2 separate regions of the Mus musculus genome follow, and region 1 is linked to region 2. A link is a contact called in ENCODE Hi-C data. All regions are on one chromosome and are shown on one strand. The core of a region is the stretch at or near the end of the contact, and the rest is flanking DNA. Distances in the headings are between cores, read along the strand shown.

Region 1 (2,709 bases), core at 63-2,562, 3.7 Mb before region 2:
ATGCAGAGGCAGGTGGATTTCCTGGAGCACCAGGTTAGCTACCATACAGAGTTCTAAGTTGGGCAGGACTACATATAAGACCCTGACTCAAAAAACAACCAAAAATACCAAAAGTTTTAACCATCACACTTTTAAATTAGAATACTAATAACTTTTCCCATAGAAAGAGTTAGGCTCCACTCCCTTCCGCCCTTTTTAAACGCAAAACTCAAGTGGGTGAAATACAGCAAAGATTGGTGCTAACCTAAGCTTACCGAGCCTATCAAAAGCGTCTCCCGGGTTCCGAATTGCTTCATTTCTAACGTAAGCTTTCTAAGCAGTACTAGGTAAATCACCAAGTGTGAGTGACCGTACTGAGTCCAAGATTTAAAAAAAAAAAAAAAAAAAAAAGTTGGTCAAGTCTTCCAAGTCTTCTCTCAGAGCACCTGACTGACTACGTGCGAGCTTGCGGGCTCAGCCACACCGGCGGCTGCCTTCTGGGTCCCCAAGAAAATCCTCAGAACTGAGTCCAGCTGCTTTCACTGCTGAGCAGAGAACACCAACTTCCAGCCCGAGCTAGACCGCCTGCCTTCTTGGCATTCCCATCGCACAACACGCCCTCTCTCCCTGGCAGTTCACATGCCGCAACGAAGTCGCATCTATTAAGCGCCCACTGTCTACCCCGCATCATGGCTCCCCCCAGGAACCGCACAAAGAAATGGCCTCAAGACGGAGGAAAGAAAAAGGGAAAGATCATCTGCTAGGGCCAAGAACGAACCCGAGTGAGGGTCGGGCTACCTGCTACCTCGCGGATCCGGACATCCCGACCCAAGGGAGGCTCGGAGGACGCACAGGCCCGGCCTTCCTGGAGTCGGCCGCAGAGGGGTCGGTCGGCGCCCCAGACCACACAGGCGTGGCAGTCCGGAGCAACAGCACCTCCGATCGGCTCCCGGGAGGCAGGCGAGCGAGCTCCCGAATCCCGAGGGCCAGAATGGACTGTCAGGGCCGCCTCCTCCCTCCCAGCTGACTGCTTTGCACCGCGGAGCGCCCAGGCCCGTGCTGCCCTGCGAAGACCGGACCGAGGCCGCCACCCTTCCCGCTCCGTCCCGACCAAGAAGAGGTTACCTGCGCCGCTGGCGGAGGTCCAGACGCCACCCGAATGAAAGGGATGAAAAGTGCGGCCTCCCCTGAGGGTTTTGGGAATCTTTGGAAGACTTGTTCCGCACTGGGTGACAGCTGTTCGCTGCGCACGCGCACGGGGCGCCACCACGGAATCCCTCCGCCGCGCTCCCCTCCCTCCCGGCTCGGAGGTGGGCGGGAGGCGGCGCGGGCGCGCAGGCTGTGCGGGCTGCCTCTGCCTGCGTGTGGCGCACGCGCCCCCACGTGACCGCTGGGCCGGGCGCTCTCTGGGTCACGTGGGTCTCTAAACTGCTTAAAGGTGCCCGACTTGAAGCCGAGACTTCCGCCTCTTGCCTAGTCTACGCTTGCCGTGCTGTATTTCCTTTTGCCTTGGGGACAAGCTCGCCTCTTCTTTCTCAAAGGAGGAAAAACACTGACGAAGCAGAAGGAGCAGGTGCGCAACAGATCTTTGTCGGATCACTCACTAGGTTCCCACAGGGGCTGGACCTGAAATAAAATAGTACACGAACACGCCTGCAGGGACTCGGTGCGAGTCTATGGCAACCCTCGGTGCAAGAACGGCTGGCTGATTTTTACCTCGAGTGGAGGTGGTCAGGAAGGCCAGACTCACGATGACATTGTCCTGTGCCGGTACACCAACCAGTGGGCTGCACCTCTGAGCCTACTTCAGTCGGAGATCCCAAGTGAGCAGTGTTCCCAAATTCCTAGCAACCAAGCCTGCCCTTGAGCAAAAAGGTCTAATACTTAAAGACTAGAGAAATCTTGATTAGGGATCCTGAATTGAGTTACCTTCCTACACGTCTGTGTAAATCTGACTTCCAAGACCGCAGAGGAATCACACAGATCTCAAACTCTTACTTCCAGATAGGTGCCTAAACACTAAGCGTTTTGCAAAGGCTAAACAGGTTTTACTGTCCCACAGTTCCTATCTGGGTTTTTTTGTTGCATTTCTTCTAGTTACTGACCAGGCATATACAAAAGTGAGCACACAGGACCATCATTTTACGTGTTGTTAGAAAACAAGGATTTCTAATGAATGTGGTGCATACTTATAACCCAGGACTTGGAACAGAGATCAGAGGACTAGAAATTCAAGATCATTCTCAACACATCATAGACCTGAAGTTAGACTGGGCTACATGATATGCTGTCTCAAAAACTGATCACCTCTTTAAAAAAAAAAAGCTCAACATAACTATTTAAATGTACTTAAATGTGTTTTTTTTAATTTATTTCTTTTTTTTTTTTTTAGGGGGAGCACTGTAAAGACAGATGGGATATGGTTAATTAACTGAAAGATAATGAGATCTAACCACCATATTTCTTTGACTGGAAAAACACCGCTTGGGGGCTAGAGAGATGGCTCAGTGGTAAAGAGCATCGACTGCTCTTCTGAAGGTCCTGAGTTCAAATCCCAGCAACCACATGGTAGCTCACAACCATCCGTAATGAGATCTGACGCCCTCTTCTAGTGCATCTGAAGACAGCTACAGTGTACTTAGATATAATAATAAAAAAATAATAATAATAATAAAACACAGCTTAGGGTTTGGAAAAATACAATTCTAAACTTACTTAACTTATATATAG
Region 2 (2,759 bases), core at 253-2,752:
TCACACATACAATCTTCACAGAGAGACTTACAAATGTGTTTATGCTTTCATACACAAGCTCCAACATATCCTCTCCCCACCCACTACTCACTCAGGCAAATAAATGCATGCTTTTGTTAACACACAGGAGTTCACACACAAATCTCATCCTGCCTGTCTGGTTAGAGGAGAATGACTAATGGGAAATCATGCACAAAGGCAAGCATCCTAGGAGAGGCCACGACTGGGTTTACAGTGAGGCTGTTGGGATGGAATTAAGCCATCAGATGACAAACTTGTCCTGCCAGATTGCACCTAAAAGTTGCTCAGCTGAGGCTACCATGTCCCGCAGCGCTGGATCCTGGGTGATGGTGCAAGTTTGCCTGCCTGATTTCCAACTTCCTCCAGAGTTTAATGTCATCCAGGGTCAAGCTCTGTTATCAGCCCAACCCCAATGCAGGCAACAGGCAGGAATCTCTGGGGACTCAGAGGCAATGCGGGCTGCTTTCCAACCTTAGGCTTGTCCTGACATAGTGCAACCCCAAGTGGTTAGCATTAATGACGGTTTACAACCGTGGGCCAAGCATTGGGTTAAACCCTTCAAGTACATGATTTCATTTTCACAACTCTGTGAGGGGGATGGGGTGTGCCCTCTCATCTCACCATTTACGTGGTTAAGAAAACTGCTTGAGCCACAAAACCACTCAGCAAGAGAGACAAGGAGCTGAAATTCAACCTGGTCATATTCTATTCTTTCCGAGGTTCTGAGCATAAACTGTGCATGCCAGTTTGTCTCCTCCACACCCTCTTGTGCTCAGGATGGGGCTCCAGGCCGTCCCATCTGGCTTAGTGCAGGCCCATGCCATCAGCAGGTGCTTAGTGGGGGCACAGAAGTTGGCTTGCTGAAGCCATCAGCAAGAGCTTTAATTTCCCCATCTCTGAAATGGGGTTGACAGTGTTGATACCGCAGGGCCAAGGCCGGCTGTCTTGAGCAACAGAGTGAGAGCCGAGCTCCATCTAATATATTAGCTGCCACCACCCTCGCCCGTCGCGGGGATGTAACCCAGCCCCCGCCCGAGTCCGGGTGCGGTTCCGGCGCCCCCATTGTTCAGAAGGGTGGAGACGCTGTCCACAGGGGACTCCCCGCCCCGGGTCCAGCTCGCAGCCCAGTGGAACAGATGATTTGGCCTGGAATCTGCCGCGCGGGCCGCGTCCTTTGTCTGCTCGGCGGCGTTGGATGCCCAAGGCCCGCGCCCCGCTCTGTGGGTAGACAAAGCCGGAGCCGCAGCGAACCCAGCCGGCTCCAACACCTCTCGCGCCTCCCGACGTCCCGCCCTCTTCCCTTGGAGTCCTCTGATTGGTCTGCGCCGTTACAAAGAGGCCGGGGAGCGGGCGGATCACGTGGGCCAACGCGGCTTCCGATTGGCCAGGCTTCGCTGCCTATCGAGGAGGGCGGGCAGTGCGCGCTCCGCCCAGTCGCTCCCTCCGCGTTGAGGCCCGCCCGCGGGGCCGGCCGCCTGTCAGAGGGAGGTGGCGATGGTGCTCTTGGTGGCGGCAGCGGCGGCAACGCTTTCCTTGGTCGGACGGCAGGGAGGAGAAGATGACTGACCGATCGACTGGATGAATGAATGAATGGCGGAGCCGAGCGCGCCATGAGGAGCCTGCCGAGCCTGGGCGGCCTCGCCCTGTTGTGCTGCGCGGCCGCCGCAGCCGCTTCCACAGCCTCGGCAGGGAATGTCACCGGTGGCGGCGGGGCCGAGGGGCAGGTGGTCCCGTCGCCCAGCCCGGGGCTTCGGGACCAAGCCAGCAGCCCCTTCCCTAAGACCGCGGCTCCCACCGCGCAGGCCCCGCGGACCGGTCCCCCGCGCACCACAGTCCGCAAAACCGGGGCTACAACCCCGTCAGCCGGCTCCCCGGAGATCATTCCTCCTCTTCGCACCAGCGCACAACCCGCTGCCACCCCCTTCCCGGCTCTGGACCTCTCGCCCGCCACCCCTTCGGAGGACGGACACACTCCCACCACGGAATCACCACCCTCCAGACCCGCGCCCACCACCCTTGCGAGCACAGTTGGCCAGCCGCCGACCACCTCTGTAGTCACCACCGCTCAGGCTTCCAGCACTCCAGGGACCCCAACTGCCGAGTCCCCGGACAGAAGCAGCAACAGTAGCGGAGTCCCGCCCACCGCACCTGTCACCGAAGCCCCTACTTCTCCTCCCCCAGGTGAGTCCTCTGGACCTTCCCCCAGGCACTGCCTATTTACACACCGGCCTCGTCACCCTGGCCGCTTCTTGCCCAAGAGCTTCCCAAGGGAAGATCCGAGCTCCAGTTAAAGTAAACCCCCAATCCCTCCAAATCTAGAAAGTCTTTTGTCCCCCAACCTGGTGCCATGCTCCATCCAGAGGGAGCTGCTGCTATATGGAAGGCTTAGGGTCTCTTCCTAAAACAGGGTTTTCTGGCCTTTGTCAGAGTCCCAGAATGGACACAAACTTTTGTATTGGATCCGCCCAGAAGGCCACCCTACCTGGGATATTTGGGGGAAAGTTTGAAAGCTAGGATGGTGCTTTATCAATGCGCAGGTAAAAACCTTTACGGGATTCCCCCAGATGAACAATGTAGTTTGCTTACAAACAGAAACGGCATTGTAGTCCGTGTTTTCTCTGCAAATAAGTAGATTTTATAGGTCATTTGGGACAGGTGTGTATCTAGGTTGAGCAAGTTTATAAATTAGGTTAAATCCCTTCCTTGCACCACTTCATTCTGTCTCAGTTCCAAGGTCA

What was found. A loop is a pair of places that touch in the nucleus more often than their neighbours do.
Region 1: a map of heart shows a loop between it and region 2 (8-fold over the local background). The contact joins the promoter of Kdm4c here to the promoter of Megf9 in region 2. A Hi-C loop is called at or near these places in 3 of 37 maps with a recorded cell type or tissue (T-helper 2 cell, heart and regulatory T cell).

What each region holds. Positions count from the first base shown.
Region 1 is chr4:74,250,482-74,253,190 of GRCm38, reverse strand. Kdm4c (lysine (K)-specific demethylase 4C) reads right to left here and starts at 1,312. Exons shown (of 22, transcript NM_144787.2): 1 at 1,105-1,312.
Region 2 is chr4:70,533,671-70,536,429 of GRCm38, reverse strand. It overlaps Megf9 (multiple EGF-like-domains 9), which reads left to right and starts at 1,502. Exons shown (of 6, transcript NM_172694.2): 1 at 1,502-2,202. The coding sequence starts at 1,608.